Regions from separate parts of the Homo sapiens genome. Here region 1 is linked to region 2. The links are chromatin loops, found by intact Hi-C in ENCODE. Cell type or tissue: heart left ventricle. All regions are shown on one strand. Links, peaks and the distances in the headings refer to the core of each region. The heading gives the core; the rest is flanking DNA. Region 1 has its middle 98 kb from the start of CRYBB2. Region 2 overlaps IGLL1 (immunoglobulin lambda like polypeptide 1).

Region 1 (4,381 bases), core at 179-4,178, 1.7 Mb before region 2:
GGGTGGGGTGGGGGCTGGGAACCTATGAACATTCTGCAGGGGCCACCGTCTTCTCTGCAGTGCTCCCTTCATGCATGACCTGGCAGCTGTAGCTTCTGCGGGACCTCCACTGCTCGGGCGTCAGGCTCAGGTAGCTGCTGGCCATGTACTTGCTGTTGCTCTGTTTGGAGGGCGTGGTCATCTCCACGCCCTGGGTGATGGGGGTACCATCTGCCTTCCAGGTCACCGTCAAGATTCCCAGATAGAAGTCATTCATGAGACACACCAGTGTGGCCTTGTTGGCTTGGAGCTCCTCAGAGGACGGCAGGAACAGAGTGACCGAGGGGGTGGCCTTGGGCTGACCTGTGTGGACAGAGGAGGGGGTGAGAGATGGCAGAGGGAGTGTGGGGTGTTGTGGAGCGCCTCTCTCTGTCTAAAGTCTCTGGGAGGGTTCATGGTGTGGCCGTCTGGTCCACCCAGGGCCTCTCCTTCCCTCCTCATTCCCTCCTTTCCACTGGAGCCCTCTGGAGAGCAGACAGCCCTGTGCCTTCCTAGGACCCCTTCCCAAGTCACCTTTCCCAGGTGTCCTGGCCCAGCCCTTTCCTCTGCAGCCTCAGTTTCCCCGTGTGCACCCAGGGCAGGCTGTGCTCCCTCCTTCCTGGTTTCTGGAGTCTGAGTTTGGAATCTAGGGGTCTCCCCAACAGCACACAAAACTGACCTGGCAGGGTGTGGGGAGGCCCAAGCCTGGCATGGCCTGGAGCTTCCCATCCCCTGGGGCACCAGGCTGTGACCCAGCCTGGCCCACTCAGCTCTCCTGGTGAAGCGTGGGCTCCACCCAGACACACCCTGGGGCTCTGCCGTCGCCCCTGTCCCCACCAGCCCAACCACAGGACCCTTCACATCGGCTGGGTTCTTGGGGCTGCTAACACAGATGTTGGGGTACCACAGCCCCCATGCCCACCCCAGCAGCCTCTGATGCCCCTGGACTTCACCTGTCAGCCGTGGAGTTCTCTGCACTCCCGTTTACTCCCCGCTAGTCACCTTCTGAGTCTAAGGTGCCCTTCCTCAAATGAAGGCAGGAGGCCGACCTGTGAATGGAGACACCAGGCCCCAGAGGTGATAGGGCTCCAGGGACAGACACATCTCTGCACTAAGAGACCCTCTCCTTTCTCGTGACCGTCCTGGGAGGGCTGGGCTCTGGGACCTCACCCAGTCTCACCCATCCCTCTATGTCCCCATGTCCTTACGACCCAGCACAGGCCACAGAGCTGCAGCCTAGACCCAGAGCCCTCTCTGTGCCCTCCATTGGTCTCCCCTTGGGGTGACGCCTGTGTCCCCAGGGCCCTGTGTGGCCCTCCCAGGCTGGATGGGCATCCAGCCCTCAGCCTAGACCCTGGGGTCCCGGGGACTGTCTCTAAGGCCACTGCAGGGCCCCTTATCAGAACCGGCCTCTGTCCCTCACTCAGACACTTGCCCTGGGAGAGGGGAGGAGCACTGACCCCGCCCAATCCCAGCCCAGGTCCCGGGACCAGGCTGTGTCCCACTGTTGGAACCTGAAGGCGGCTGCTCCCACTGTAGAGGCCCTTCAAGCCAGTTGACCTGAGACTAGCCCACTTCCCCCAGACCCCAAGGAGAAAGGGAGGGTTTCATGCCTAAGGCCTGGAGGCCAGAGGGGAAGAAGACCCAGAGAAAGAAAACAGATTTTTCCAGAGACAGGAGAGGGTGGGACAGGCTGGGAAGTTAGAGCCACGTACCTAAAACGGTGAGCTGGGTCCCGCTGCCAAACACATGCTTCACTGAATTATGCTTGGATTGAAACCCCCGGGGCCAGCACCCGGGGCCAGTCCAGGAGCCGCGCTGGAGCAGGAACCTGCTGGGTGTGAGGGGCACAGGGCTGCAGTGTGTAGGCTGTGATCTAGGCACAGGGTAGGGGGGTGGCCAGTGTCCCAGTAGTGTCCCCCAGTAGTGTCTCTGTGCCTGTTCTCTATCTGAGGCAGGTGCCGCCCACAGCCTTGGAGTCACCCCGGCATGTGTCCCCCTCTCTGAAGCTGTTGGTGCTGATGGCAACGCTGGGCCCAGTAGGTCCCAGCAACTCCCTGAGTGACACATCCCCTCAGGCAGCTGTGCCGTGTGGCTGAGGAGTCCTCAGCTGGCTCGGACCTGTCCACCTCACTTGGCCTCATTTTAAGGGCCTCTGAAATCTGCCACAAGTGTCCCCAGTCAAGGAGGCTGACTTCCTCCCTGGACCAGGACACTGGGTCATTCCTGACTCAAGAGGAGAGTCCTCTGCTTTTGTATCTACCCATGGAGATGCAGCTCAGTCTCACTTTGTTCATGAAGCCTTTTCTGATCATTCATTCCGTCTGTCCGTCCATCCATCTGTCCATCTGTGCATCTGTCCATCTATTCATCTGTCTTTGCATCCATCTATCATCTGTCCATTCATCCATCCATCTACCTGTCCGTCCATCCATAAATACATTCTGTCTACCAGGCACTGTTTCGTGTGCTGGGGACATGGTGTGGTCCCCCAGGCTCTCACCCCCATCTCTCCCAGGTCATGGCCAACAAGGCCCTCCTCATGGTCATGTCCAAGGTCCTTCTGCTGTACCTGGTGTCTCTGCTGGATATGACATGGGACTGGCCCCTCTTTCCAGTGACTCTTTTCCCCTGGGGTCTGAGACTCCCCTTTCCTCTTACCCTGGCATCTGTTTCTCCATGGCCCATGCCTGGCTGCTGACTCCCCAGCCCCCACCCAGACCTCTTTCTTGGCCATCTTCACACTCTGTGACCCCCACTATTGCCCACATGGTGAGGCTGGAGTCTATCTCAGCTCCAAACCCTCTCAGCTCCTCAATTTCCTGCTGACCATGCCCAGTGGGCTACCCAACAGGAGTCTCAAACTAATCACGTCCAGAGGAGATGACCACCTTCCCCCAGCCCAGCTCATTTTCTGTCTTCATCTCATCACAATGACCATGGGCAGTCTCAACCCCTCAGCCAGAAACCTGGAGTCCCTGGATTCAGTCACCTCGCCTCCCACACTGAAATGGCTTCTGCGTACTTAGCTACTGCATCTAGACATTCCTTTTTTTTTTTTCCTTTGAGACAGAGTCTTGCTCTGTCACCCAGGCTGGCATGATCTCAGCTCACTGCAACCTCTGCCTCCCAGGTTCTAGATGATTCTCCTGTCTCAGCCTCCAGCGTAGATGGGATTACAGGCATGCACCACCACACCCAGCTAATTTTGTATTTTTAGTAGAGATGGGGTTTCACCATGTTGGCCACGATGGTCTGGAACTCCTGACCTCGTGATCCACCTGCCTCGGGCTCCCAAAGTGCTGGGATTACAGGCATAAAGCCACCATGCTCAGCCTTTATTTTTTATTTTCAAAAAAATTTTTTTTCTTTTTTTTGAGATGGAGTCTCGCTCAGTCACCCAAGCTGGAGTGCAGTGGCACCATGTGGGCTCACTGCAACCTCCGCCTCCCGGGTTCAAGCGATTCTCCTGCCTCAGCCTCCAAGTAGCTGGGACTACAGGCGTGCACCACCACATCCGGCTAATTTTTGTATTTTTAGTAGAGACGGGATTTCACCATATTGGTCAGGCTGGTCTTGAACTCCTGACCTCATTATCTCCCTGCCTCAGCCTCCCAAAGTGTTGGGATTACAGGCGTGAGCCACCACCCCCAGCTTTTTTTTTTTTTTTTTTTTTTTTTGACTGAGTCTCTCTCTGTTGCCCAGGCTTGAGTGCAGTGGTGCAATCTCGGCTCACTGCAACCTCTGCCTCCGGAGTTCCTGGGTTCAAGCAATTCTCATGCCTCAGCCTCCCAAGTAGCTGGGACTACAGGCATGCACCACCACACCCAGCTAACTTTTCTATTTTTTATAGAGTCAGAGTTTCACCACGTTGGCAACGTTGGCCTCGAAATTCTGAACTCAAGTGATCCACCCACCTGGGCCTCCAAAAATGCTGGAATTACAGGTGTGAGCCACCATGCCGGCCCCAAAAAAATCTTTATTCTTTTAAAATTATGAGAATATAACATTTCAGACAATTAAGAAATGAGAAGTGCATTTAAGAAGTGTAATATTGGGCCAGGTGCGGTGGCTCACGCCTGTAATCCTAGCACTTTGGGAGGCTGAGGCAGGTGGATTGCCTGAGCTCAGGAGTGCAAGACCAGCCTGGGCAAAATGATGAAACCCCATCTCTACTAAAATACAAAAAAAAAAGGCAGCGTGCGGTGGCTCATGCCTGTAATCCCTTTGCACTTTGGGAGGCCAAGGTGGGTGAATCACCTGAGGTTGGGAGTTCGAGACCAGCCTGACAAACATGGAGAAACCCTGTCACTACTAAAAATACAAAATAAACCAGGCATGTTGGCGCATGCCTGCAATCCCA
Region 2 (4,334 bases), core at 1-4,000:
GAGATGGATGGTGGTGAAGGTTGCCCAACGGTGTGAATGTACTTAGTGCCACGGAGCTGTACGTTTAAAAATAGTTAAAGTGGAAATATTGATGCTATGTATAAAAATGGAGCGGGGTGTGGTGGCTCACACCTATAATCCCAGCACTTTGAGAGGCCAAGGTGGGCAGATCACCTGAGGTCGGGAGTTCGAGACCAGCCTGACAAACATGGAGAAACACCGTCTCTACTGAAAATACAAAAAATTAGCCAAGTGTGCTGGCACATGCCTGTAATCCCAGCTACTCGGGAGGCTGAAGCAGGAGAATCGCTTGAACCCAGGATGTGGAGGTTGCGGTGAGCCAAGGTGGCACCATTGCACTCCAGCCTGGGCGACAAGGGTGAAATTCCATTTCAAAAAAATAAAAGGAAATGGGACTGTACATAGCAGGAGAGAGAGGGAGAGATCAATATGACACTTCTTTTTTTTTTTTTTTTTTTTTGGGACAGTCTTGCTCTGTTGCCAGGCTGCACTCCAGCCTGGGCAACAGAGCGAGACTCTGTCTCAAAAAAAAAAAGAATGTCTAGATGCAGTAGCTAAGTTCGCAGAAGCCATTTCAGTGTGGGAGGCGAGGTGACTGAGTCCAGGGACTCCAGGTTTCTGGCTGAGGGGTTGAGACCGCCCATGGTCATTGTGATGAGATGAAGACAGAAAATGAGCTGGGCTGGGGGAAGGTGGTCATCTCCTCTGGACGTGATTAGTTTGAGGCTCCTGTTGGGTAGCCCACTGGGCAAGGTCAGTAGGCAATTGAGGAGCTGAGAGGGTTTGGAGCTGGGATAGACTCCAGCCTCACCATGTGGGCAATAGTGGGGGTCACAGAGTGTGAAAATGGCTAAGAAAGAGGTCTGGGTGGGGTCTGGGGAGTCAGCAGCCAGGCATGGGCCATGGAGAAACAGATGCCAGGGGAAGAGGAAAGGGGAGTCTCAGACCCCAAGGGGAAAAGAGTCACTGGAAAGAGGGGCCAGCCCTGTGTCGCATCCAGCGGAGACACCAGGTACAGCAGAAGGACCTTGGACATGACCATGAGGAGGGCCTTGTTGACCATGGCCTGGGAGAGATGGGGGTGAGAGCCTGGGGGACCACACCATGTCCCCAGCACACAGTGCCTGGTAGACAGGATGGATTTATGGATGGACGGACAGGTAGATGGATGGACGAATGGACAGATGATAGATGGATGCAAAGACAGATGAATAGATGGACAGATGCATAGATGGACAGATGGACAGATGGATGGACGGACGGATGGAATGAATGATCAGAAAAGGCTTCATGAACAAAGTGAGACTGAGCTGCATCTCCATGGGTAGATATAAAAGCAGAGGACTCTCCTCTTGAGTCAGGAATGACCCAATGTCCTGGTCCAGGGAGGAAGTCAGCCTCCTTGACTGGGGACACTTGTGGCAGATTTCAGAGGCCCTTAAAATGAGGCCAAGTGAGGTGGACAGGTCCGAGCCAGCTGAGGACTCCTCAGCCACACGGCACAGCTGCCTGAGGGGATGTGTCACTCAGGGAGTTGCTGGGACCTACTGGGCCCAGCGTTGCCATCAGCACCAACAGTTTCAGAGAGGGGGACACACGCTGGGGCAGCACCTGCCTCAGAGAAGGGACAGGCACAGAGACACTACTGGGGGACACTACTGGGACACTGGCCACCCCCCTACCCTGTGCCTGGGTCACAGCCTACACACTGCAGCCCTGTGCCCCTCACTCCCAGCAGGTTCCTGCTCCAGCGCGGCTCCTGGACTGGCCCCAGGTGCTGGCCCCGGGGGTTTCAATCCAAGCATAACTCAGTGACGCATGTGTTTGGCAGCGGGACCCAGCTCACCGTTTTAAGTAAGTGGCTCTAACTTCCCAGGCTGTCCCACCCTCTCCTGTCTCTGGAAAATGTGTTTTCTCTCTCTGGGGCTTCTTCCCCTCTGCCCTCCCAGCCTTAAGCACTGACCCCTACCTTTGTCCATGGGGCCTGGAGGAGATGTGTTAGTCTCAGGGTAATGGCAGGAAGGGCCCCCACAGTGGGAGCAGCCGCCTTCAGGTTCCAACAGCAGGACACAGCCTGGTCCCAGGGCCTGGGCTGGGATTGGGCGGGGTCAGGGCTCCTCCCCTCTCCCAGGGCAGATGTCTGAGTGAGGGACAGAGGCTGGTTCTGATGAGGGGCCCTGCAGTGGCCTTAGAGACAGTCCCTGGGACCCCAGGTTCTAGGCTGAGGGCTGGATGCCCATCCAGCCTGGGAGGGCCACACGGGGGCCTGGGGACACAGGGGTCACCCCCAGGGGAGACCAATGGAGGGCACAGAGAGGGCTCTGGGTCTAGGCTGCAGCTCTGTGGCCTCTGCTGGGTCTTCAGGGCATGGGGACACAGAGGAACGGATGAGGTCCCAGAGCCCAGCCCTCCCAGGACAGTCACCAGAAAGGAGAGGGTCTCTTAGTGCAGAGATGTGCCTGTCCCTGGAGCCCTGTCATCTCTGGGGCCTGGTGTCTCTCTGTTCATGGGTCGACCTCCCACCTTCATTTGAGGAAGGGCACCTTAGACTCAGAAGGTGACTAGCGGGGAGTAAACGGGAGTGCAGAGAACTCCATGGCTGCCAGGTGAAGTCCAGGGGCATCAGAGGCTGCTGGGGTGGGCATGGGGGCTGCGGTGCCCCAAAGTCTGGGGGAGCAGCCCCAAGAACCCAGCCGATGTGAAGGGTCCTGTGGTCGGGCTGGTGGGGACAGGGGCGACGGCAGAGCCCCAGGGTGTGTCTGGGTGGAGCCCACGCTTCACCAGGAGAGCTGAGTGGGCCAGGCTGGGGCACAGCCTGGTGCCCCAGGGGATGGGAAGCTCCAGGCCATGCCAGGCTTGGGTCTCCCCACATCCTGCCAGTATAGTTTTGTGTGCTGTGAGGGAGACCCCTAGATTCCAAACTCAGACTCCAGAAACCAGGAAGGAGGGAGCACAGCCTGCCCTGGGTGCACACGGGGAAACCGAGGCTGCAGAGGAAAGGGCTGGGCCAGGACACCTGGGAAAGGTGACTTGGGAAGGGCTCCTAGGAAGGCACAGGGCTGTCTGCTCTCCAGAGGGCTCCAGTGGAAAGGAGGGAATGAGGAGGGAAGGAGAGGCCCTGGGTGGACCAGGCGGCCACACCATGAACCCTCCCAGAGACTTTAGACAGAGAGAGGCGCTCCACAACACCCCACACTCCCTCTGCCATCTCTCACCCCCTCCTCTGTCCACACAGGTCAGCCCAAGGCCACCCCCTCGGTCACTCTGTTCCCGCCGTCCTCTGAGGAGCTCCAAGCCAACAAGGCTACACTGGTGTGTCTCATGAATGACTTTTATCCGGGAATCTTGACGGTGACCTGGAAGGCAGATGGTACCCCCATCACCCAGGGCGTGGAGATGACCACGCCCTCCAAACAGAGCAACAACAAGTACGCGGCCAGCAGCTACCTGAGCCTGACGCCCGAGCAGTGGAGGTCCCGCAGAAGCTACAGCTGCCAGGTCATGCACGAAGGGAGCACCGTGGAGAAGACGGTGGCCCCTGCAGAATGTTCATAGGTTCCCAGCCCCGACCCCACCCAAAGGGGCCTGGAGCTGCAGGATCCCAGGGGAAGGGTCTCTCTCTGCATCCCAAGCCATCCAGCCCTTCTCCCTGTACCCAGTAAACCCTAAATAAATACCCTCTTTGTCAACCAGAAATCCTGCTCCCTCTCTTCATTTCTTATCTCTCATATAATGTGATGCTTCTCCTGGGTTCTCAGTGTGGCGTTGGGGGAATCCTGGCACCAGTGGGAAAGTAGCCTGGAGGAGAGGATCACAGTCTCCCAGGGGTGTCCCCTGGGGAAATAGGCCAGGATAGGAGTCGGCTCACTGGACACCAGTCCCTCCATTCTCTCCCTCCTCCCCTTCCTCCTTGCAGCTCAATCCCCGACTCGCTGCCTACTTTCTAGAGGGAGCTATTTCTGACTGAGCCTCCAGATACACCCTGTGTCCCTGTCCTGGTCTGGACCCTCTACCCACCCACGGCCTCTCTTTCCTCAGCCTGGAAATCCTACTCTGGGCCTGGAGTCCCTCTGCTTCTAGCCCTGGCCCCTGGAATGCCCTCCTTCCTCTCTGCCCAGCTCCCCACCCCTGAGGGCTGGACTGTCCAGGACACTCCAACACCATCAAATTCATGAGCTCTTACATTTTGGGCCCACCTTGATTTTTCACCTGACAGCAGGTTCAGAGGTGTGAGAAAAACAGGAGGAAGCCAGGAAGGAAACACACATGAAAGGCCTGCAAGAGGATCAGGACACTTTCAAAAAATAGGCTCT

The links. A loop is a pair of places that touch in the nucleus more often than their neighbours do. Peaks named below come from ENCODE experiments on the same cell type or tissue, not always from the same donor. Only the 100,000 strongest peaks of a DNase experiment are listed, where the experiment ranks them.
Region 1: it touches region 2 in a loop (28-fold over the local background); 1 of 110 quality-filtered maps calls a loop at or near these places.

Annotation. Positions count from the first base shown.
Region 1 is chr22:25,315,728-25,320,108 of GRCh38, reverse strand. It overlaps the pseudogene IGLL3P. Among named protein-coding and RNA genes, the nearest start is that of CRYBB2, 98 kb to the right of the region's middle. In heart left ventricle, for the core only: no CTCF peak of the experiment used is centred there; no DNase peak of the experiment used is centred there.
Region 2 is chr22:23,572,508-23,576,841 of GRCh38, reverse strand. IGLL1 (immunoglobulin lambda like polypeptide 1) reads left to right here. Exons shown (of 3, transcript NM_020070.4): 2 at 1,760-1,875; 3 at 3,257-3,717. The coding sequence ends at 3,576. It overlaps LOC105372957 (a long non-coding RNA gene), which reads right to left. Exons shown (of 3, transcript XR_938078.2): 3 at 3,744-3,819. Among named protein-coding and RNA genes, the nearest start is that of IGLL1, 5.6 kb to the left of the region's middle. In heart left ventricle, for the core only: no CTCF peak of the experiment used is centred there; a DNase peak (open chromatin) is centred at 1,761.